5 separate regions of the Mus musculus genome follow, and regions 1, 3, 4 and 5 are each linked to region 2. Evidence: chromatin loops called from intact Hi-C (ENCODE). Cell type or tissue: heart. All regions are shown on one strand.

Region 1 (5,000 bases), 270 kb before region 2:
CCAACTTAACGACACCTGCTTGCCTCTGCCTCACAGGAGTGCTGGGAATTAAAGGTTTCTGTCACCAGGCCAGGCCAGGGTTTTATCCTGAATGGGAGCCTTTCAATCAAGTAAGTGTGTGTGTGTGTGTGTGTGTGTGTGTGTGTGTGTGTGTGTGTGTGAGTGTGTGTGTGTGTGAGAGAGAGAGAGAGAGAGAGAGAGAGAGAGAGAGAGAGCACACCCAAGTGAGTGTGCGAGCACTTAAACTAAAATTTGAGGAAACTCTTAGGCTGTGATATGAGGAATGCACCGTAAGTAAGTAGCCAAAGTTGGAGACAGGCCAGGAAATTACTTCAGTTGACCACATAAGAGACTGTGGTAGTCTAGCAAGGGCGGTAGCACCAGGGATGGAAAAGGAGTGCACACTGAGTGCTGTAATCTCTTTTAATTAAAGGCTGGAGAGATGGCTCAGTCATTAAGAGCACTTGCTTCTTGTTGAGAGGACCCCAGTTTGGTTCCTAGTACCCTTGCCTGGTGGATCATAAACTCGTAACTACTTTAGATCTAGCACTAGGGAATCCAGTACCCTTTTCTGGCATGTGCGCACACACACTCACATACACATTAGATATAGACATACACAAAAAAATAAATTGTAAAGATTTGTAAAAATTAAAGAAAAAAACCATGTGACAGAGAGTACTTGCCATCTGGAATTACTTAGGAGATGATGAACGACAAAAGAGACTTACAGGTCTTAGGGAAGCTTATGAGACATCAGCCCAAAGTGGCATTAGCAGACTTAGGCTACTTCACCATACTTAGCCTTTGAAGTTGGGGTTTAGAGGGCATTTCATTTCTGGATAGGCTCCTTTGGAGTCAGTGGTTAAAAACCAAACAACAAAAAATGTGTAATAGATGGCACATACCTAAACCCCAAAGCTAATACAGTAATTAAGTATGCTATGCAGCAAAATAGATTCCTCCAGACTCTTATGGACTGGGATGGTAACAGGTGCCTGCATGTGGAATACAGTATAACTAAGGGTTAAACCTAAACTTCCCTGTGAAGTCATTAGATACAAAAAACTTCAGTAACATTCCACATTGCACTTGCTGCCTGGATTGTTTAACAAGCCAAGTAAGCCTACACGCCATTCGGTGTCTGTTTTACTAAATCTCACAGTATCACCAAGAGACATAGGGGGAAAACTTTCCACACCATGGCTTTAATAACTACTGCTTTTCCAACATGGTGGAATTTCACCCTAAAAGGTCCATAGGCCATAGCTGCAAATACATACGTACATACATACATACATACATACATAACTCAAAAAAGTACCGGTATGTAAAGCCACAGCGAGGGGTGGCTCTGAGATTACAGCACTAACTACTCTTCCAGAGGACCTGGGTTTGGTTCCCAGCAACACAGCCACTCATAATCCTCTGTAACTTCAATCCCAAGGATCCACCACCTCCTTGAGCACCCAGGAATGCACAAGGTGCACAAACATACATATAGGCAAAATACCCATTAACATTAAATAAAATAAATAAGTAAATAACAAATGTAGTATGATACCATATTTTTGTAAAGCAATTGCAAAAGCATCTTGAAGGATATGAACTAACATTCCGGCAAGAGGAGAGACGCGATTATCATTCTTTCCTCCTCATGTACTTCTATAAACATCTCCTCCAATCACTACAAAAACATCTCACAAAACAAAAAATATTGTTTTAGAATAGTAAAAAGGGTGAGGGTTTTTTAAAAAAATCTGAAAAGGGGGAAGTGCAAAAAGAAAATTCTCCTTTGTCTATATCATCAAGATTCCAAGTATGGGAGAAAAAAAAGAGGGAAAATCCATGATCTACACAGGAGGAAAAGATTTGATACGAGGTCCGTTACTGCCCAAGGGCACACCCTTCAAAGATAGGGGTCTAAATTCCTAAGACTTCTTCCCAGATTTGATGGACAGCAATCAATCTGTTTCCTCGTTCCTTCCTGCTGCTTTCCACAGAAACACTATAAGTATCTTGGAGAGGGGGAAATGTCCCTTTTCGAAAACACGATGGAACATCCAGGCTTGGTTTTCTGGTCTGAGTGCGGAGGGCAAAAGGGTGGGCGGCTACACTGAAGGAATCTGCGCGAGCAGGGAGTCACCTGAAGCAGGAGCACGCAGCTGCTTCCCCTAACCTCCACAGCAGACACAGGGCAGCGAGCGTTTCCAGACTAGAACCCTTGGTAAACTGTAGGTTTTTCCCAATTCTGGTACGGATAGCTGCCAAGTGACACCACAACACAAAATCGGGAGGGTGTCTTCCACACATGCAGGTATAAATGCTTCCTGAAGCTCATCAGGCGCTCCAGCTGTAAACCCAGGGCACTCCATTACTAAGGCCGCATCCTCGGCTTTTCCAACTGGGGCAACTAAAAGCATCCTGCCGCCTCGCTACAGTTAGCAAGTATCATCTTGGCTAAAATCCTAACGTTTAAGCAGCCACTTCGGAAAACTTCGGCTTTAAGCAGCGACACGGATCTCAAACCATTGCCAGGCTGTTGCCCTGCATTCCTTCCGATAACGGTGCTGCTACCTGCTCCATTGTCAGCCCCGGCTCCACGTACTGAACCAACAGAACTGAACCAACAGAAAAGGGGAATCCTTTAAATCCGCAACACAATGGAGGCTAAAGAAGAGCTCTGGCTTTTAGGATGGCAGCTACCAACACACCACAACAAAAGGGCCCCGTCCGGGTGACTTCATCGAACCCACCAGGCAAACGCCACCGCCCGGCCTTCGGGGTGACTGTCCCTAACCCCCTGCACGCCCGCGCCGCCTATGGGGCCCTAAAAGTGAAAGCACCCGGACTGCGGGTGCCTGTGCAGCCCAGCTGCAGGCTGCCGGGCCAGCGGCTGCGGGCTCCCCGGGTGCAGCGCCCAGCCAAAGGCGCCCGCTCCGCCGCAGCGGTCCCCGGGTGCGCGCGGCCACAGAAGTGGCGACGCCAAGAGGGTCGCCGAGGAGGGCGGTGGGCCGGGGAGAGAGGGGGGGACGGGACACTCACCCGCCCAAAACAGCGGCGGGCGGGGAGGGTGGCGGCCGGGAGCGTTCCGGACGCCGCTGTCGCTGCCGATGCTGCTGGCCGCCGGCCTCCTCCCCTCTGTTTGGATTCGATAGACCACGTCACTCTTAGCCACGAGACCCGGATCTGCGGGCTCCCCGAGGGCGGCGCAACAGATTGTAGCACCCGGAGCCGCTCGTGACCCTACCTAGGGAGCATGCGCGTGTCGCGCGGGCCACCTGCGTCGGAGGGGGGCGGCTCCCGCAGCTCCGGCGCTGACGTGCGTGGGCGCGCCCGGCGTGGGGGAGGCAGTTCCGGTGTGGCGGGGTGGGGTTGCTCCACCGAGAAGGAAGGGCAACCCGGCTGTTAAGTTGTCCCACGTCGCCTCCGTGCTGTCTTCCGTGGTCATGATCATCTGACGTGTCTGTCTGTTTGTCGAGGGAATGGCTTCTGTCCACGGCGGTGTTTAGTCATACTTAGGCGGAGGGGCGCGCGCACAAATTGATGACTGCTGAGACCCGGTCTACCTGCAGAGGTGGCGGTGGGAGTTCATCATCAGGCACGCGTGAAAATCGGAACTCGAAGATTACAGAAGCATGTCAGCTGGGAGGTGGGGAGGGATGAGTGATCCTGATGACGTTCGGATTTTGGATTGGAAAACAGACCTAAATTAAGTTCAACCTTAACCTTAAAAGAGAGATGTTAGAAGCCGGATGTGATGGCTCAACAGCAGAAGCAGAGACAGGCTGGTTTGCAGAGCGAGTTGCAGGACAGCCAGGGCTGCATTGAGAAACCCTGGGGGAGTGGGTGGGAGTATGTGAATTTGAGCCCAGCCAGTGCAGCATAGAATATGTCTGGGTTTTTTTGTTTTTTGTTTTTAAAAGTGAGGGGAGCCTAGCCATGGGTTTGCCCTCCTAGTGGAGGAGGGAATGTGGCCAAAGGAGGTAGCAGCACACCATTCTTGGGCTTGGAAGTTAGGAAGCAGTATTTCAACAATCCAAAGACAGCTTAATTCCCATGTAAGAAAGGACGGGAAATACCAGCAAATTGAAGTGTGGAGCCTGATAAGCAAAAAGAGCACCTCTGGAAGCAGCTGTGGCAGCCGTAATTCTACAGATGTATCCAATGACCTCGAGGAACTCTGGACGAAACTAAGCATATTTTTATAAGAAAGTACAAGAAAAAAATTATCCTGAGAATCTAAAGTCTGGACAAAAAATAGTGAACGGCAGAAAACATCCACTTGGAATTTCATTTTCTTCCCTAATAGTTTAACAATCTGACAACAAAAAAAGAAAAACAAAACCCTTTAAAACAGTGCTGCACAGTCTGTCTTTGGCTACATGGTTCACAATCCGTGTTCTACTGAGGTATGGCCTGCTTTCTTTGGTAAGGTTACAAGTTAGAAAAGAAAACAAAACCCGACCAGCGAAAACAAGCAGGGGAGCTCTGTCTTCCCTGGTACACACTGTAACTACAAAATTTCAATGAAGAAACATCCCATATTTAAAACAGAGGAAAGAAACCTTCATGATTCTCAGTGGCTGAGCTGAGAAAAACAAAACTGCTCCGGGAAGTGATGGCACATCCCCTTAATCCCAGCACGAGGAAGGGAAGGTCTGTGGAACTCTTGAGTTTAAGGCTCCCTGGTCCATAGAGTTCCAGGAGAGCCAGGGCTACACAGAGAAGCCCTGTCTTGAAAAAACAAAACAAAACAAAAAGCGGTGGTGGTGCACGCCTTTAATCCCAGCACTTGGGAGGCAGAGACAAGGCAGATTTCTGAGTTGGAGGCCAACCTGGTCTACAAAGTGAGTTCCAGGACAGCCAGGGCTACACAGAGAAACCCTGTCTCGACCACTTGCCAAACAAATACACCACGAACCTGACTTCCCAGCTTGTAATCCACTTGTATGCGTTATTTTTACTTTATTCCTTAAAGTCACCTATTTTCTTTGACG
Region 2 (5,000 bases):
TAAAATCTAGAATTAAGCAGAGGGAAATAAAGGTGCCATACATTACTTTTTGTGGCAATGAAATCATACTTAGGCTCCAAATGCAAATATAAACAAACAGCTTTATAATTTATACAATAAATATGTTCCAAATGTTCTGAAAACATTTACAAATCTCTAGTTCCTTTAAGGGCCAGTTTTTTAACTAAAATTTGAGTAGTCACCTCATTATTAAAAGTATTAGCTGGTAGCATTTTGCCATTCTACATATTCATCTGGTATTTTAAATACTACTTTCACACAATTAATTATAACCAATTATACTCTAGTCAACTGGAAGACTGCAGAGGTGGAGTTGCACCCCTGAGAAGTAGCACCCCTGTCTGGAGACTCAGTAATTCAGACTCTTACATGTCTCCTTTGAAACTACAGGACCTAAGCTGGAGAGAGAATGAATGTGATAAACAATCCATTTATTCCAATGCTGTCTCCTCCTTTGAAAGATGTGTTGTACTTTTCCTATTGGCTTAGAATGTGAGCCAATAAGGAAAGAGGAGTCCTTGGAAGTATTCATAAAGCAAGCCTGGCATTGTGCACACTGGTAAAGATGGCTTTGTTCTTTACATCTGTGAGAATTTTATGGGTTTGATACTTTTCTTTTGACATAGTAAGCAAAAGTAATTCAGATTGGGTGGTGCTGTCCCTTGAAATATATTTTCTAATGTTTAAGAATTCCCCCCTTTTATTATTTGGACTTAAGATGTGATAAATCCTTAACAGATGTTCAAAAGAAATTCAAGAACTTAAATACAAGTTTTTATTATCACGTTGAACATATTTCAGATGAACAAAATTAATATAAATTTGCTAGGTTTGTTTGAAGTCTATAATTACTAAGTTTCTTTCATTTCAAAAGTGGCATATATTACAGTTATTAGGCTCCTAATAGCTGCTTAGAAACAGATTAATGTTAGGTTCTCAGCAGTAGCTACTTACGCTCGGGATTGTAGACTATTAAATTTCTTTTGTTTACCATATTTAGAATAAGCCTTAATAAAGATGTTTGTATAGTATATATTTTTAAACACTGAAACTCAAGAGATCTCTAAAAAGACAAAGAAAATAAAAAACACATCCATTCATATTCTTTTCTGTGTGGGAGATTTCATTAGAACATTTATTTGCTTAAGTACACTAGTTTCTTTGCTTAAATACACCAGTTTCTAGAAAAAACCCCACTAGACCATTTGCTCATTGAGTGTGAGAATGTTCAAGCCAGATCTAAAGGGATTTTTTTCACTTGTATTCTTTCCAAATCTACATTCAGTTTAAATAATTGCCATAACAATTGACAGATAATCTGTCTCTCTGATGTGGATGAATATCAAGAGGTTATTTTACTACGGGGGGGGGGGGCAGTGAAAAATACAAAGTAATTGCAAAGAGAGAGGAAAGTCCAGGAGAAAACAGACACAAAAACAAAAAGAACAAAACTAAAAACTCCGAAACGACCAGTAGCATCATTAATCAGAAGGCTAGAGAGAGACACACACTTTTGTACTCTGATCGTTTCATGTCAGGACAGAACAAATTAAGCAAGGAAGTCAGAGTCCAACAAGGAAAAACATGGAGCGGGCTTAGGGGACGGGCTAATCATCCAGGATCGTTAACAGGGAAAGGGAACACTGTTGCTTTTTCTTGGCACCTGAAAACTCCAGCTCCACACTGGCAAAGGCCGCAGCTCTTTTGGGCTCAGGCCAGCGGGTTCCGACCGCACGTTGGCGGCGCGGGCTGGATCCCGGCAGCCTCCGTCCCGGTTGCTGGGGCCGCGGGGCCCTTTGTTCCCGCGGGGCGCCGCCGCCCGTCCGCCCCGAGTGAGCGGGCCCCCGTGGGGGACAGCGCGGGGCCCATCGCCTCGCCCCGCCGACCTCGCAGCTGCAGTCCCGCCCGCCCCAGCTCCTAGTTCCTCCCTCGCTGCCCAGGGCCAGAACGACCTTGTTTTGCTTTTCGGGCTCGGGAGAGAGGTGAGGGTTAGACCCGGCCGCGGCTCACCGGGGCGCTTACACGGGCAGCAGTAGGGGGGGTCCCAGCGCCTGCCTTTCCCCGGAGCCCTCGGGGGACAGCGGCGGGCCGCAAGCTTCCGGGAGAGCCTCGGGGGGCCCCGCGGGTCCCGGGCTGCGCCTCCCGCCAGGCCCGGGACTCACTTCTCGTAACGGAGCCAGCGAGGCGCCAGCACCGGTGGGCTCGGGTCTCCGGGCCGGCGCCGTGGCGGGCGCGGGCCGACGCATCCTGGAGAGCCCGGGGTGGGTGGGTGGGGGGTGTGCGGAGCAGCAGAGGTCGCGGCCCCGGGGCGGGGGCGGAGATCCACCTGGCTACGTGGCAGCCATTGCGGCGGCCGCGAGACCCCTCCCCACGCGGCCGCCCACCCGCCCTCTCGCGGCGGGCTCCTGCGCGGCTGCTCTTCCCCGGTCGGACGGAGAGCGGCAGTGTGTCCTCGCTCCGCACGCTCGCTGCGTCTCCCCCACCCCCGCCCCGCGGACACAGCTGCTCGCCAGCCCCGCGCCGCGCCGCGCCGCGCCGGAGAGCGTAGTGGCTGGCGGCGGCGGGAAAGGGTTGCGGACCCGCGGCGCTTACTCGACGACACGGCCCGGGGGCTTCGACGCCCCGCTCCCGCAGCAGGTAAAGGCGGAGGTTGGCGAGGCGGGCGGCGGGACTCGGGGAGGAAAAGAGCGGGAGGGGATCCCGGGAGCGCGGAGTCCCAGAGGAGGAGGGCCCGAGGCGGGCGGCGAGCGAGAGACGCGGCAACCCCGGGCAGGCACGGGCCGGGCGGGCGGGCGGGCGGAAGGGGAGTGAGGCGTCGCGGGAGGCGGGCCCTGGCGCGGGGCCCGAGGCCGAGCGAAGGCGGGCGCCGCGGCAGCTTCCCCGGCAGCTCCTCCAGCGCCTGGCGGGCCTCCAGGCCCCGACACACCCCTCCCGCCCCCGGATTCTCCGGGTGCCTTCCCGCCCCGACTTGACCTCGCGCCCCTGCGAGCGCCCCGCCGTTTTCCCAGGCCGAGCCTTGTGGGAACTTGGGCCGCCTGCCCGGGCTGGTAGTGCCCGTAGAGCTGTTTATTTACTCACTTCCAAACCACACGCACGCACGCTCGCTCGCAAGCTCACTCCACACCGGCAGGCTGGCCTCCCTCCGGGCGGGTGCGCCCGCGACCCTCACCCCTTCCCATCCGTAACTTTCCCTCTCGCTCTCCGAAAACCGGGCTTCGAGAGACGGAGTCAGACCGCGGGGCAGTTTATCCCGCTCGCGCTTTTGGTTACAACACTTTCTTTATTCCTGCCCCAAAAAGAGAGCGGGAAGAATTTTTTTTTTAACTCGATGCCAGCCAGATCGGAGGCAGGGCCCGCTGGCTTTAGGGAATCCTTCCGCACATGTCTTTAGGAGTGGGAGGTGGCCTTGCTGTACCGACAGGTTTGTACACACTCTTGCCATGCAGTGGTTGTAACGTCTCCATAGCACAGGTCTGGCTTGCGAAGGATTGGCTGCTTTTTCTACTCGGTGTCTCCGAGCCAATCAAGAAGCGCGGCTTGCCTGGAGACTGGTTAACTCAGAAAAGGTGGGGATTGGTTGAGCCTCCGAGGGGGGGAAAAAAAATCCCGGAGATAACCTGGCCTTTCAGAAAACAATGACTGATTTGCAGCTGCCTCTCCGCCCCCAGTTAATTTATTTCTTTTTAATACAGTACCCTTCGATAGCACCATTCGCCTTTTCTTTCCTTAAAAAAAAAAATCACTTCTACGGTTGGCCTTCAAATTAGCTCTCAGATGCAACTCGTTCGAACTCCAGTGGTTCAGTTTTCACAAAAATAATTTTTACGAAACATAACAATGCGTTTTTGTGTGTTGATAAGTGTGGTTCAGTTTTCTTTCAGCCGATTTTTGTTTTGTTTTGTTTTGGTTAAAGGTCAGTCAATTTTCAGTTACTATGCCAACGTATTATTTAAATGTTCTGCGGAGATGGGGGTGTGTGTGTGCTACATGGTGGAGGTATTGGGAAGAATTAGAAAGAAATGGCTGCTGCTCTTCTGCAGAGAGACAGCGATTTAGTTAATGAGGAAAACAAACCAAAACAGCAGCAGCAGCAGCAACAACAAACTCAACCTGGAAAGCAGTAACAGACCCCTGTTTCCTGCAGATCAGTGTACTGTACTCTCAGAGCTTTCTGTTCACCTGTTGGCTTTAGTCGCTGTCAAGTGGCAGTACTGAACGTAATAGGAAAACCGGCTTAAGTCATGGTAAAGGCATTTATCTTATACACAATTAGAGGCTAACTCCTATCAACGTAGGTGTGTTTTAAAAAAGAAATTTTTCTTTTAAAATGCCATGATTTAATCCTGTTTCTCTGAGTCTTTTGATATGCAGAGGAAACTTTTTTATTTTTATTTTTTATTTTTTTGAGGTATGTTCTCCATATATATTCCTGGTTGGCCTCAACTCAAATATCCACCTGCTCCTGCTTCTCAAGTGTTTTAAAGGTATGATTAACTATACCCAGCAGAACCGTTTACTTTTTATTTATTTATTTATTTTTGGTTTTTCGAGACAGGGTTTCTCTATGTAGCCCTGCTCTCCTAGAACTCACTCTGTAGACCAGGCTGGCCTCGAACTCAGAAATCCCCCAGCCTCTGCCTCCCGAGTGCTGGGATTAAAGGCGTGCGCCATCATGCCCGGCAGAACTGTTTATTAATCAGCTAGAATTTTAGAAAGTAAGTGCCTGCCTATCTTCTCGGCCTTCCCTTTAGCTTTTCCTATGTAGAATCATGTAAGTTTGAGGCAGAGCCAACTGTCAGGCTGAGCAGTGAGTCTCAACATATATCTCTTAAGTTCCCTTTAGAGTAGTTTATGTAGGAGTTGAGATTGAAGTTTTCTTATACTCCCCCTTGCAGATTAATACATTATTTTTATTCATCTTTATGGTAATCAAATCACACACTTACTGATGCCCAGCCTGTCTTAAGGACTTAGCATTC
Region 3 (5,000 bases), 170 kb after region 2:
GACCTGTGGCTCAAGATGTTTTGTTTCCCTGATCACGTCCCATTTCTTACTCCAAATTGTGGCGTCCAATGTAGGTAGTAGAGTGGTAGCCACGTTGCTCATGATAACATGGCTGTATGGTAGATGGGGGCTTAGAAAAATGATGGGGTACTATCACATGGAGGCCAGAAAGTGAATGACAAGATGCAAGTCTCCCTGAGTGCCCGAATGGAGTGGATGAAAGCGGGAGTGTAGCCCCTCAATGTTGTGGCTGATGCCTCTCCTCTCTAGTGCTGGGACCCAGCAATGCTTGGGAGGAAGGGGAATATATGTGAACCAAGCGTATCCATCCCTCTGGCTTCTTCTTCCTGTAGTCCCCCAACTCTTACGCATGTTAGCGAATGGGGAATCGGGGTCTGAAATAGGAGTTTGGGTCAGGGATACTGCAGTTCAGCATTTCTTCTTGTCTTTGGAATGAGTCTTTCACCTTATCAACAAAACCAAACAAAACAAACAAAAACAAAAGCAAAAAGAAAACAACCTTCAGGTGAAATCTGCAAGTAGAAAAGGCACTATTTACCAGCTATTGTGATTTACCCGAAGTTGACTGGATTCTTAAAATGAATGTTCCTTTTGCTTTCACAGTAGTTTAGAAAACACTGGGGGGCTGGCTATGAAGGCTGACACAGACTGCTCTTGCATGGGGCATGAGTTCTGTTTCTAGTGCCTACACCAGGTGACTCAGAACCACCTGTAATGTGACTCAAGTTCCAGGTGATCCGATGGCCCTGCCTCTGTGACATGTGCACATGCCTCCATTCCACCCCATATAATTTTTAAAGGACATTTTACACTAGCTTATAGATCCTGTATTAATTGTTATGATACATGGGTTGCTGCGACAAGACGGCTGTTCTCCCACAGATGGGGAAGTTAAGAGTGGAGACAGCTCACCCAAGGTCACACAGCCAGCAAGTGGCAGAGTTTAGGGTTTCTCTTACCCCGGCACCTGTCACCATTATTCTTAGAGATGAGAAGTCACTTGGACACATAGCACGCACTCCAGTTCAGATTGCCAGCTTCCCTCTGGGTTGTTTCCGACAGGTGCATTGTGACCCTCTGGGCATTTCAATGATGGTCCCCCCCGCCCCCGGCTTTTATTTCTGTCCTGGAATTTGCAGCCTTGACTCATGAGGAATGCATTCGGGAGCATTCAGGTTTAGGGAGACAGACATTCTTCTTCAGCGACAGAAGAGGAAGAAAAGGAAGAAGCAGAGAGAGCTCAGCTGAAGGGGAGGAATTGTTCTAGCAGGGGTGGGAGTCAGAGCCACTTCCCTCTGACCTGAAAGGCTGGGGGCTCCCCTCTGCCTCCTGTCTTGGGTCGAAGTAATTCTGCAGGTCAACCAGTTGCAATGCCAGCTTTTGTGAAAAGTCTCCTGAAATCTATCTAACTTGTTTGAATGTCATTTTCCTGTCTAGAAAACGGAGATGGTGATGTTGTCTTCTGCACTGGGCCAAAGAGGATTTAAGAGAGTAATTCACTAGCTGAAGCAATTTGATTTTCTACTGAGAGGTTCTATGCATGTATAAATGGTCACATATCAGTGATATTTACATATCAGTGACATGTAAATGACACATACAAATCATTATCAATTTTAAATTATCGATAACATTATCAATTATCAGTACATATCCGCTATATATATATATATATATAAATGATAATAAAATATCAGTCAAAATTTCAAAGATCTTAGTGATTAGCACAAGAGAACTTTAAGAAAACATTGGACATGTTGTAGCTATGACAAAAAGTAGATTCGAGAGAAGGAATGTCTAAGACCAGCACGTAAAAACAGTAGAACCAGCCTCCTTTTTTCAGGAAGTGACTCCATTTTGACAAAGTCTTGGGCAATATGACGTTGGACACAGAAACCCAGGAGACCTGAGTCTATACTGAGACCTGAAGTCATGTGCCTATGAGGAACCCTGGACGGTCATCTCCTGCTGCCCTCTGCTGGTCATGGGTGATTCCTGCATCTTGAGAGGAGGTTAGAGAGAACCTGTGTGCCACCACCCTTCCTGGCCCTCTCTTGCCTCTTCTTTTCCCATCCACAGTGGTCCCACTGAGGCTTGGCCTACAGCCTTCAAAGTGTCACTTTCTCTGCAGCATACCTAAAGGTCCCCCAGTTCTCCCTAAGTTCTTATAAACTGGCAGAGAATGCTGAGATGCTCAGGAGTAAAGAACCAGCGAGAGAGCTTTCCTGGAGAGCGTTTGTTCTAAAGAGTAAACATTTGTTTTAATGATTTAACAAAGCAAGTAAAGTCTGGCTTAGCAGTGCATGCCTATAACCCCAGCATTTCGGAGACTGAGGCAGAGGGATTGCGCTAAACTCAAGGCTACTTGGCTACATAATGCGTTCTAGGCCAAGCTTTGTCTAAAGTGAGACCATGAGACCATGTCAATAAACAAAAGTCAGAGGAAGTGAAATGCAGGCTAGCCTCAAACTCACAGAGATCCACCCGCCTTTGCCTCCTGAGTGCTGGGATTAAAGGCGTGCGCCACTGTGCCCAATGGCCCTCCTCTTTAAGAAGGAATCAAGCTTTTAGGGATGAAATCTTTTTATTTCTTTCGTGGTAATTCTGGAAGAAAATTTCAAAAAAAGTTTTACTTTTTTTTTGGTATGAGATTGATTTTATTTTACTTGAAAATGAAAAGCTGAAATTACTGGTTTTATAAAAAGTTTAAAAAATGTAGTTTTTGCTCATACAAATATAGGCAGCCAAAGGTAGGGGTGGTAACTCCAGGTACATCACTGGGGTCGTTCTACCTTTCTATGTGGGGGTAGATATGGGCAATATCCGTTGTATATGTAAGTAAATTTTTCAATAATGAATAAAAGATGAAAAACATATTGAATGAAAAAATTAGAGATAAACAATTCACAAATTTCAAATTGACACTGTTCTTAGTAGCATAATAAAATCTCCTGCTGGCCTGCCACCCAGGAGGGGAATTGCTCCTTTGTCCAGTGTATCAATTCTGTATGGTCCCTGCCCACTGGATACATAGTAGCCATCTCTTTGTCAGATCAACCGCCCACATCCCGTGGTACATGCATTTAAGTATCTCTCCCACACTAGCCTAAAGCTATGCTAATTTCATCTTTAGGCTCTGTATCCTCTCACATTGCTGGAAGAAGAGTGAATACAAACTGCAATTCAGTAATCAGGGCTTGGTGGCTCACTCCTCTAATCTCAGTACTTAGGTGGCTGAGGTAGGGGGGCTGTAAAGTGAAACCTTGTCACAGAATGACAAGAACTGTTTGTTCCTAGAAAGAAACTGTATTTTATAACTTTAATTGCAGTGGATTGTCACAACTGTTCTATTTTACTACCATTATTATTGTTAATTTCTTTTTTCTTTCCTTTTTTTTTTTTGTTTGTTTGTTTTTTGTTTTTTGAGACAAGGTTTCTCTGTGTAGCCCTGGCTGTTCTGGAACTCACTTTGTAGACCAGGCTGGCCTCGAACTCAGAAATTCACCTGCCTCTGCCTCCCAAGTGTTGGGATTAAAGGCATGCGCCACCACTGCCCAGCCTGTTACTTTCTTTTGTACTTGATTATAAATTACTCATTATATATATATATATATATATATATATATATATATATATATATATATATATATACATGTGTGTGTGTGTGTGTGTGTGTGTGTGTGTGTGTGTATGCATGGGTATTGTGCATGTGAATGTGTGGACTGCAGACTTCAGAAGAGGGTATCATGTTTCCTGGTGCTGGGGTTACAGGCAGTAGTGAACCACCCAATGTGGGGACTGGGAACCAGGTTCTCTGGAAGAACTCTCTGTGTTTCAGCGTTCCACTGGGGGGGAGGGGGGAGTGTCACCTACAGGTAGGAGGGACTGCTCTGTCTGCTTTCCTTCTCTTGTGAATGTTAAGGCTATGGATGCTTAAGACCAGATGAGGGATTTATGTTCTTGGTTATCCTTTTACTTGATGTCTCCGGAGGCTCTCCTTGCCTTCCTGCAGGAGCTGGTTAGACATGGGGTCCTTGACCAGGGCATCCTCTTTATTTTATCATAGACCTTTTGAAACAGACAGTGTGCAACTGATAAAACCCTCGTGATTGCAAAAATCTCTGTTTATGTCCCTTGGTCGTGGCTGTGATCTTTGATCTCCGACCACGGAGCCAGCAAGCATCTGCAACCAGATGATGAAGAGGGTACCCGCCATGTGCTCCTCAACCTTGAGGAAGTGGGGAATCTCAAGGATCCTGGATTAACCACATGGGGAGGGAGCCTTTTAGAACTCCTTTCAGCCACTCCGTTCCTCAGAGTAGCCAAAACAGCTATCTCACCAAGGCGAGAAAAGCTTTACCTGCCAAAGTTGCCCAACTTCCTTGAACACAACCCTGCCAGCCACTGGACTTCTAAGAAATGGCTAGGCTGCAAATAATAGCCATTGTGCGTGCTTCCTAAAGTTGGTGCATGGACCTATTGGTGGATGGTCGCTATGGCTATGAGATGCTGCCTTTTTTCCTCTCTGTGACACAGAGGATAGCTGAGTGACAAGGATGGCAGTCATTCGATGCAGACAGACACAGCTGGATGACACCTCTCTTCCAGTGGGATATACCTCAGGGTCAAGAAGACTAGGCCTGATTAAAGGGGAAAGGAACCTAGAATGTTCTGGAACAAGGCAAAATTTATCAGGAAGGCTGATAAAATCCTATCTGACTTCAAGCAAGTGACAGCAGTTTCCTTCCTGGGGGCTGCCCAGTGTTTGACCTCCTCCTGCTTGATAAGTAATTTGGATTCTCTATGTCAGCCTGCTTTGACCAGGGCCCAGCCCTCTGACACACCACTACATTCAATTCTAGATGGTCACTTTGTTGCATTTACTGGGGGTTCACTAGGTGCCAGGCACTTTTCAGATATGCTTTTTCTTCTTTCTTATCATTTTATGCAATTATGTCTCAGTTTGGGTTACTATTGCT
Region 4 (5,000 bases), 370 kb before region 2:
GTAATTGAACATTAGATTCCACTTTGACTTTGTGCATTGTTTGGTTTTGTTTGTTTGTTTGTTTGTTTTGGTTTTGATTTTTTGAGACAGGGTTTCTCTGTGTAGCCCTGGCTGTCCTGGAACTCACTCTGTAGACCAGGCTGGCCTCGAACTCAGAAATCCACCTGCCTCTGCCTCCCAAGTGCTGGGATTAAAGATGCACTGCCTGGCATTGTGCTTTTTTTTTTTTTTTTTTTTTTTTTTTTTTCTTTTTTAATCAAGCCTTGTAGGTTTTTCTGTACCCTTTGGCCATTTCTTCATCCTTTCCAAAATGACCATTTTATGCTGCCATATCCCATTTTATATCTAGCATCTAATTGAGAAAGTATAGGTTTTTCTCTTGATAGTTATTTTATTTATTTGGGTTTTTGGAGATGGTTTCCCTATGTAGCCCTAACTGCCCTAGACTTCTCTCTGTAGACCAAGCTGGCCTCAAACTCAGAGATCCATTTTCCTCTTCCTCCTGAGTGCTGCAATTAAAAGTGTGCACAACCACCACCTGGCTTACTTTATTGATTTATGCCTTCATATAGTTTTAATTGTTAATGGGTATTGATCATCTAACTTACTCTTTTGTTTGTTTGTTTGAGATGGGGACTCACTATTTGTTCTTGGCTAACCTGGAACTCTCTATGTAGGCCAGACTGGCCTCAAACTCAGAACTGAGATCCGCCTGCCTCTGCCTCCCAGGTGCTGGGATTAAAGGTGTGCACCTCCACATCCGGCTCAAACTTGTTTGCATGTAGCCTATGATTCCTTTATCTTAATTGTTTTTTAATGACGTAAGGTTGCCTGGCAGGCAGAAGGCTCTGGATGCCAGATTCCTAGCAACACAGTAAACAAATAATAACAGAAGACTGGTGTACAGCGTAGTCTTCAAAAATGCTTATCAAACAGCTTCTAGATCAGAAGTGGATAGTCAAGGAAAATCAAAGATATAGCTTGCTTTCCAAAGGGTAGGCCTGTCTTTTTTGTTGTTGTTGTTGTTGTTGTTTTCATTTCTTGGTTTCTTTTAAATCAGGGTTTCATCTATATAGTCTGGGCTAGCCTTGAAATCACTGTGTAGTTAGATTTGACCTTGAACTCCTGTTCCTCCTACAGCATCACAGATGTGAACCACTGAAACCAGCAAACGGTCTGCCTTTATTAATGACTAGAATTTAGAATGCAGGATAAATGGTGTGCAGTTGGGTTCCTTGCTTGCCCTGAGTTTACTATAGTAATTTGTAGCATTCATAGGGAAGAGTATGCTCAAACCCGAATCCGTCCTTTAGTTAGAACAGGATAGCAATGTACGTTTGAGGGTCGGTATAAGCATCACACCCCTTAGACTCCGGTATCAGGGTTTCCTAAAGCATCTTAAGCAGACCTGAATTTGCGTCTTTGTTCTAATCACTATGATGGAGTTGAGTTAGTTCAGAAACACAGAAAAGGCTATGCTGGGAAACTGCTAGAGCAAGGTGCGTGCTTTCCACTGGTTGGTAATGGACCGCTCTCTCTGGCTTTCCCTAGGCTAAGACTACCTCCATGGCTAAAGACAAAGATACCCATGGGTAAAAACTACAATAAACTGAAAAATACATTGCGGAATTTAAGTCTCCACACAGTAAGTGGCCAGTGTATTTCCTCTTCGTTTTACCCAATGCCTATACTGTTTCTCTATATTTGTAAAGGATTTTTTTTTTTTAAATATAGTCTCATGAGGTAGCATAGGCTGGTCTGGGACAAACTGTATAGGTCTGTTTGTCCTCAATCTTGTGATTCTCCTGCCCTAACTTCCTGGGTGCTTGGATTTTAAAATGGGTGGTGCCAGATGAGACCAAAAAGAAATGATTGATGAGAATATAAAGTTTAGCAAGGAAAGCAGATGAGGATGAAAAGTGAAGTGTTATCAACAGTAATAAAAGCGTACATAGACGTGTAGGGGCCGGGAGTGTATCCCAGTGGTGTCCTAGTGTGTGTAAAACCAAGTCGAATTTTCCTACAAGAAAAACAGTGGTTACATTTCTTTTGCACTCTTTGGAGACATAGGCAGTGGATAATGGCAGTGGTTAAGAGCACATGGCTGGGGCTGGAGAGATGGCTCAGTGGTTAAGAGCACTGACAAGTCCTGAGTTCAAATCCCAGCAACCACATGGTGCCTCATAACCATCCGTAATGAGATATGACGCCCTCTTCTGGTGCATCGGGAGACAGCTACAGTGTACTTAAATATAATAATAAACAAATCTTTAAAAAAAAAAAAAAAAGCACAGGGCTGCTCTTCCAGAGACGCTAGGTTTGATTCCCAGCGCGCATGCGGTAGCTCATAGCCATCTCTAGTTATAGAGTGAAACCAACTCTAGTTTCAGGGGATCTAGCATTCTCTCCTGTTTTGACACAAGGCATGCATGTGGTTCATAGATATACACACAGTCAAGAAACCTATACACAGAAAATTAGAATAAAAATAATCTTTTTCTTTCTCTCTCTGTCTTTTTTTGTTTTTTTGTTTTTGTTTTTGTTTTTCAAGGCAGAGTTTCTTTGCATAGCCCTGGTTGTCCTGGAACTCACTATGTAGATCAGGTTGGCCTCCTACATATCTGCCTGCTTCTGCCTCCCAAGTGTTGGCACTAAAATCATGCACCACCACCACCCAGCTAATAAAAGTAATCTTTTTTTTAAGGATTTATTTATTTATTATATGTGAGTACACTGTAGCTGTCTTCAGACACTCCAGAAGAGGGTATTAGACCTCATTGAGCCACCATGTGGTTGCTGGGATTTGAACTCAGGACCTTCAGAAGAGCAGTCGGTGCTCTTAACCACTGAGCCATCTATCCAGCCCTAATAAAAGTAATCTTAAGAAGAAAAAACAAGAACATTTAAAATACCTAGTACTTCATTATTGGTAGATGGGTCCTTTCAACCTGATGTATCGTTTCCCCCTTTCACAGGTGTGTGAGGAAGCCCGGTGCCCCAACATTGGAGAGTGTTGGGGAGGTGGGGAATATGCCACAGCCACAGCCACGATCATGGTAAGGCAACCTGGTCTCTACCGCTTAGTTCAGGCATGGTACAGAGATGTCGATGCCCTCCTCCTACGAACGTGTACTGTGAACATCCAGTGAGACTCTTACCACATTTATGAAATGTTTATAAATTCACAAAGAGAGAACCTGGCCGTCTTGACACTCGTTGTGACTTCACTCTCTCTGAATTAATCTGTTATTGGTTCTTCCACATATTAGTATCTGATGTCGAACTCTTTGGCGCCTTAGGGTATATGTTTGCATTAACGTTTGGAAATATTTTTCGTACTTATTTGCTTTGTGTATTTTTTTTTCTGTCTCATCTGTTTAACAAGTGGTACTTCCCTCGTAACTCCATGCAGATCTGCATGTTCATCTTTCAGTTGAATATATTTTCAGGCTCGGCCAGATGGCTCGATGGGTAAAGTCACGTGCCATCAAGCCCGGTCACCCGAGTCACCCACAGGACCCACCGGTGAAGGAGAAAACTGTCTCCCATATGCCATTCTCTGATGTCCTGGCGTGCTCACACACATACATACCCGTACCCATAAAATAAATAAAAATGTCATTTAAAAACAAGTATATTCTCAGCTGGGTAGTGGTGGCACACACCCTTAATCCCAGTACTCGGGAGGCAGAGGCAGGCGGATTTCTTGAGCTTGAGGCTAGCTTGGTCTACAGAGTGAGTTTCAGGATAGTCAGGGCTACACGGAGGAACCCTGTCTCAAAAAAACAAAAAACAAAACAAAAAAAAAAAAACACCAAAAAAACCAAAACAAAACTTTTAAAAATCATTTCTTGTTGATTAGAGTTGTGAGGAATCTTTACAAACTATGAGTAACTTGTAAAGAAACAATAACAGCAGACGACTGATACCTCTGGTTAGAGGCTAGAACTTTGGCCTCTCCACAAACTCTACCTTGCGATCCCATTATTTCATTTTATTTCTACTTTGTTTGAAACAGGATTTCTTTACTAGCCCTGGGTGGCCTGGAACTCACTCTGTAGACCAGGCTAGCCTTATATTCAGAGATCTGCCTGCTTCTGCCTACCAAGTGCTAGGATTAAAGGTGTGCGCCACCACCACCCAGCTGAATTATTCTTAATTTTGTGTAAGTGCAGGTGCATGTATAGGCTTACCTGGCGTGGGTGCTGGGAGCTGAACGTGGGTCTTCTGAAAGAACTCTTAAACACTAAGCTATCTCCCATTTAAATTCTGAGACTGAGTCGCACTGTGGTACCCAGGCTGACCTTGAACTCACGATCTTCTTGCCTCAACTTCTCAGGTGCTAGGATTACAGGCATGCATCAACACACTTGACTTTAAGTTGAAATTCTGTTGTTGTTGATGATGATGATGGCGATGATGATGCTTGTGTACATGTGGAGATGTGTGGAGGTCAGAGAACAGCTTGGTGGAGTCTGTTCTTCCTGCCTTTACATGGGGTCTGGGAATCAAACTCAGGTCATTTGCTTGGCAAGTGCTTTTCCCCACTAGCCATCTTGCTGACCCCTTAAATTATAAAATTATCTGTTCCCTCTTGGTCCCACCCCCTCCAGTCCTCTTAACACTTACTTGAGTGTATCCTTTCTTTTTCCACATCTGTATTTCTTTTTGTTTGTTTGTTTATTGTTTGGGTTTTGGTTTTTCGAGGCAGGGTTTCTCTGTGTAGCCCTGGCTGTCCTGGAACTCACTCTGTAGACCAGGCTGGCCTCGAACTCAGAGATCCACCTGCCTCTGCCTCCCAAGTGTTGGGATTAAAGGCATGCGCCACCAAGCCCGGCCACATCTGTATTTCTTAACCAGATATCATTTAATATCATTTAATCATGAATGTTTTGGATTTCCTTTTTTTAAAAAGATTTATTTATTTATTTATTTTTATGTATATGAGTACACTATCTCTGTCTTCAGACAAACCAGAAGAGGGCATTGGATCTCATTAT
Region 5 (5,000 bases), 360 kb before region 2:
GGAGCTAAATCGTTTCTGGAACCTGGTGCTAGTGTAGGGTCTAGTGAGATAACACATAGTTTTCCACTTATACCCCAGGGGTTTTGTTTGTTTGTTTGTTTTGTTACGGTTCAAAAATATATTTTGTATTTTTCAGTTCATAAAATTTCTTTCACAAGCCACTAATGCATGTCATGTGGGATTTTGAAAAAGTCAGTTTCAGAGTCACACACTGTGATCTTTGAGCATCTTCCGTTCCCAAGGAGACGTGTAGTCTTTCCTATATTCTCAGGGAGCAGCTGCACGCTGCCTTTGGGTTTGCAAACAGCTCCGTGACCTAGTTCATAGTACAGAGCTTCACTGGATAAACACAGCCACCATGGAAACCAGAAGATTAATGTTTGGTTGGTAATTCATTGAAAAAACAAAAAATAAAACTCATGATTCAGCAAACTCAGAAACAGCTTTTAAAGCTGAGAGCGTGGTGAGGTTTGCCTAGGGGCGGTGAGGGGGACGGTGTCTGATGAATTACTGAGGAGAGCAAAGTTGAAGAAGGTGGCATTGTGACCACAGAAGAGACATCCCAATCTGCTTTCCAAACAGGAAAATAATAAGGATAGTAATTATGTTTTATATTTTGGTTCCTTTAAGTGATTTTGTTTTTTAATCATCTGCTCCAATTGGGATTAAAGGTCAGTTTCTACTGTTGTGTCTGCAGGTAGACATCCTGGTCATGGTGTGCATACACTGCACTCTTCTGAGGGTTTTCATGGAGTGGCTCACCTAGGGCCTTTCTGTGTCCGAGCCTTCCTTACAAGGTCCAAGGGTTGCGGAAGTACTGCAGCCAATGGTGACGGTCTGTGTGGGTGACAGACCTGCCAGCTCTTGTCCTCAGTTTAATGCTTACCTTTCCTCCTAGGAATCCAAAAATCCTCGTGGAATGCCTCACCCCAGACTTCCGAGGTGATCTGAGAGCAGTGGAGAAGGTGGCTCTGTCTGGATTAGATGTGTATGCACACAATGTGGAGACTGTCCCCGAGTTACAGAGGTGACTGCCCGTCAGTGGGTCCCAGTGCTGTGACCTCCCACCTCACAGCTGCTCCTTCCTGTCCCCGCTTCTTCTGCTCCTTTCATTCAGTTCTTGCTTCACAAATTAGTAGAAAATCAGGAATGCTGCCAAGAGTGAGTGGCCAAGGGCTAGAGAGATTGCTCAGGAACTAAGAGCACACGTGCTTGTGCAGAGTTCCGGGCATCTCTGAAGGCAGCATCACTGCACGTGCATTGAATTGTGTTTTTCCCCCACAGAATACTTATGAAATGGAAAATGATATAACAGAAAAATCACTGTGTTAAATCTTCTAAAAAGTAGACAGGGTAGCTGTCGGTGACACTGCCCTATTATCCCAGAGCTTAGAAGACTGAGGCAGGAGATCAAAAGTTTGGGAACCAGCCTGGGCTATATATACCTTTTCTTTAAAAAAAAGCCCAGAGTGATACTGTACGCCTTTAATCCCAGCACACAGGAGGCAGAAGCAGGTGGGTTTCTTGAGTTTAAGGCCAGCCTATCCTACAATTCAAGGCCAGACAGCTACATACATGCCTGTCTCAAAACAAACCCCAAAACAATCACCCCCCCCACATACATGCACACAAAACACTAGTATGCTCTAGTCTTCCTATTAATCTTAGTTGTTAGGAATTATGAAGAACTGTTATTCTACATAAAGAGTATATTCAGATTTCAGAAAAATTAAGAGTATTTTAGCTGCAGACAGATTAATATTTTCCTTTAACTTTATTGTGGATTTGGCTGTGATTTAATTAGCTACTCTTCACTGTTCTGTGTCTCAAATCTACAAGAAGTTACAGTGAATGGTACCAAGCACATTACTCCTGGATTGTAAGCATTCCAGAGCACAGCGTTAATCCAGAGGAGAAATATTTTGTCAGAAATGATTCTGGGCTGACTAAAGGACTCAGTGGGTGAGCTGTGTGTTGGTGAGCCAGATGACATGAGTTCAATCCCTGGAGCCCACGTGGTGGAAGAGAACTAATTTCAGCAAAGCTGTCCTTGGTGTCCACAGGTACCATTGTGAGTGTTTGCACACATGCACGCGCGCATACACACACACACACACACACACACACACACACACACACACACACACACGGTATCTTGCTAAGTGCACCCCGCTGCCATCCTAGCCCAGCACACATGTACACCCATGTACAAGTCATGAGGTTGAGGGGAGAGGGTTGCAAGTTCAAGGCCAACAACATGGATAGCATTACTGTCTCAGAAAGTATCAGTTTTCTATACTGTCAGTTTTATAACATTTTTAAATTGCTGTGTTTTAACTTGCATTTGTATGTGTGAATGTGTGCATGTGTGCAAGGACACAGACATCTATGTACAAGTCAAAGACAGCTTATTGGTTGTTGGCTTTTTCCTTGTATATGGGTGTGTTGCCTGTGTATTGTGCACATGCAGAGCCTCTGGAAGCCAGAGGCCAGAGGATGATGTCAGTCCCCTGGGACTAGTTGTTAGCCCCTTGTGGTACTGGAACTTGAACCTGAATCCTCTGGAATAGCAGCCAGTTTTCTGAACTACTGACCCATCTCTTCAAACCTCTGCCTTTTATTTAAATTAAAACAAACAAACAAAAATCCAGCACACAAGGCTGCATTAGAATTCAGCCAAGTGCTGATCTTACCTGAGTTTCTGCCAGCCCGTTGCCTTTCTTCTCATTTAAGCCATAGTGCTTTGGCCACTGTTGAAGGGTAGCACCCAGCCTGTTCCAACCCTGTGGCCATATCGCCAGCAGTGGGTGCCAGTCTCCCTGGTTTCACTTAGAAACCTTATCCAGCCAGTGAAAATCCCAGAATGCTTTTCCTCTGAGCCTGCAGTGCTATTACTTGCCAGTAGAGGGCAGGCCAACCTGCAGGAAAGACATGCTCATAAAAGTTTCAAAGTGGATGTTCCCTCCTTGGAGGTTTGTCTTGTCTTCTGCCAGGTTTCTTTTCTTGCTAGAGGTCATTATAATTTTGAGTTTCAGAATTCTAATTTCTCAATGTATAAACCAAGTGATTTTTTTTTTTCTTTTCGAGACAGGGTTTCTCTGTATAGCCCTGGCTGTCCTGGAACTCACTTTGTAGACCAGGCTGGCCTGGAACTCAGACATTCTCCTGTCTCTGCCTCCCAAGTGCTGGGATTAAAGGCGTGCGCCACCACGCCCGGCAACCAAGTGATTTCTAGTCTGGTTTTCGCTGTCTCAAGACTTGGGAGGCCTAAAGAGTTGACAGACCCAGGAAGCCCGGGGAAGAGCGGTTTTCTTTTCCATGTTAATAAACTTTGTGCACAGATGTACCACTAACACATATGCTCAGTGAACCGTATACTCTAGAGCAGTGGCTCTCAACCTCCCTAATGCTGAGACCCTTTAATACAGTCCCTCGTGTTGTGGGGACCACTGGCTATACTATAGTCTTTGTGGCTGTCACACAGTGTGGTTTTGCTACTGTTATGAATAGTCATGTAAACACTGGCGTTTCTGATGGTCTGAGGCACCCTGTGAAAGGCTAAGCAGCTTCTTCTAGAATGTGCTTTCTGAGCTTCCAGCTGCTTGCACAACAGTGCAGTTGGTTGAACTTGTTTTGTCACTGAGAGCCACCCTGTTTTCCAGGAAAGTTCGTGATCCCCGGGCCAATTTTGACCAGTCTCTTCGTGTACTGAGACATGCCAAGGAGGTCCAGCCTGATGTTGTTTCCAAAACATCGATAATGCTGGGCCTTGGTGAGACAGACGAGCAAGTCTATGCCACACTGAAAGGTAAAGAAGCTGAAAACAAAACCCTCCCCATTTCCCTGAGTGGTAGCAGGAGCTCCATTCTAAAGAGACTGTTAGCTTATGCCTCCTCCATGGTCATCAGTGCCGATGGCCCTGAGAACAGAGCACCTGCTGCAGGTGCAGGCCAGTAGGAGCACCGCTGCCTGCATGTCCACCTGCTGCAGGTGCAGGCGGTGGGAGCACCCTTGCCTCCATGTTCAGAACCAGAAAGGACATGGGCACAAACGGCAATATGTGCGGGAAGGGAGCCTTCCTAGGTCATGGAATGTGTGCATTTAGCCCTCTTCATCTTCACCTGTTCAGTGAAAACAGGATTTCATCCGCTCTTCTCTTTCTGCCTCCAGATGGTTTGAGAGGCAGTTAGGTACCAGGCATTGGTGGGTAAGGAAGATGCTGAAGCCATGGCTATAGCTTAGAGGTAGGCACTTGCCTACCAAGTACAACCAACAGAGAAGGACTCTGGTATGCCAGAGGCTAAGCCACACTCTGAGAACACATCCTGCTCACCGAGGAAAGTCCTAGTACAGCATGTTTGGCTCAGATAAATGCTTTTGCCCCAGAACCGTAGTTCCTTTGCCTTTTCTTTCCATTCAGGTAGAGTTGGAGTTGTTAAGAAAACACTTTAGGGCTCATGAGATGGCTCAGCTGTTAAGGCTAGGCTCACGCCGGGCGTGGTGGCGCACACCTTTAATCCCAGCACTCGAGAGGCAGAGGCAGGCGGATTTCTGAGTTCGAGGCCAGCCTGGTCTACAAAGTGAGTTCCAGGACAGCCAGGGCTACACAGAGTAACCCTGTCTCGAAAAACCAAAACAAATAAACAAAAAGAATCCCCCACCCCCTGGAAAAAAGGCTAGGCTCACAGCCAAGAAAATAAGAGTTCAGTTCCTAGCAACCATGGCTGTCTCTCCAGCCATCAATAAAAAAGAAAAGAAAAAGAAAAAGAAAAAAATATTTGAATGAAGGCTTAAGTATGGGGATTAAGAGAGACAGTAAAGGATTGTCAGGCTTGGCCGTGGCTTCTCAAGAGTCCTCTCCCTTCGCCTTTTATGCCTAACAGACTTCCTGCTCCAAATCCTCTCCTCCTATTTTAGCTTTTATTTGATACCATTAAATGCACTTATCTGTTTTTTTTTTCCCCCCTCTGAACCTCTTGCGCCACCAGGTCCAGCCTTAT

What was found. Peaks named below come from ENCODE experiments on the same cell type or tissue, not always from the same donor. Only the 100,000 strongest peaks of a DNase experiment are listed, where the experiment ranks them.
Region 1: a loop joins it to region 2, with 2.6 times the contacts of the local background. A loop is called at or near these places in 4 of 42 quality-filtered maps.
Region 3: a loop joins it to region 2, with 7 times the contacts of the local background. A loop is called at or near these places in 15 of 42 quality-filtered maps.
Region 4: a loop joins it to region 2, with 4 times the contacts of the local background. A loop is called at or near these places in 3 of 42 quality-filtered maps.
Region 5: a loop joins it to region 2, with 3 times the contacts of the local background. A loop is called at or near these places in 3 of 42 quality-filtered maps.

Annotation. Positions count from the first base shown.
Region 1 is chr5:65,489,691-65,494,690 of GRCm38, forward strand. Smim14 (small integral membrane protein 14) reads right to left here and starts at 3,193. Exons shown (of 5, transcript NM_133697.4): 1 at 3,046-3,193. In heart, a CTCF peak has its summit at 2,821; DNase peaks (open chromatin) are centred at 321, 2,431, 2,841 and 3,211; H3K4me3 peaks cover 2,497 bases; H3K27ac peaks cover 2,527 bases.
Region 2 is chr5:65,761,588-65,766,587 of GRCm38, forward strand. It overlaps N4bp2 (NEDD4 binding protein 2), which reads left to right and starts at 1,934. Exons shown (of 20, transcript NM_001024917.1): 1 at 1,934-2,003. In heart, a CTCF peak has its summit at 2,433; DNase peaks (open chromatin) are centred at 2,034, 2,914 and 3,524; H3K4me3 peaks cover 4,086 bases; H3K27ac peaks cover 3,856 bases.
Region 3 is chr5:65,936,225-65,941,224 of GRCm38, forward strand. It overlaps a transcript of Chrna9 not described here. Among named protein-coding and RNA genes, the nearest start is that of 4930480C01Rik, 13 kb to the right of the region's middle. In heart, a CTCF peak has its summit at 2,005 (motif pointing left); a DNase peak (open chromatin) is centred at 1,987; H3K27ac peaks cover 626 bases.
Region 4 is chr5:65,392,390-65,397,389 of GRCm38, forward strand. It overlaps Lias (lipoic acid synthetase), which reads left to right. Exons shown (of 11, transcript NM_024471.5): 3 at 1,552-1,645; 4 at 2,976-3,056. Among named protein-coding and RNA genes, the nearest start is that of Lias, 3.4 kb to the left of the region's middle. In heart, a CTCF peak has its summit at 2,220 (motif pointing left); no DNase peak of the experiment used is centred here; H3K4me3 peaks cover 31 bases.
Region 5 is chr5:65,398,949-65,403,948 of GRCm38, forward strand. It overlaps Lias (lipoic acid synthetase), which reads left to right. Exons shown (of 11, transcript NM_024471.5): 7 at 899-1,027; 8 at 3,663-3,808. Among named protein-coding and RNA genes, the nearest start is that of Lias, 10 kb to the left of the region's middle. In heart, a CTCF peak has its summit at 2,889 (motif pointing right); a DNase peak (open chromatin) is centred at 2,913.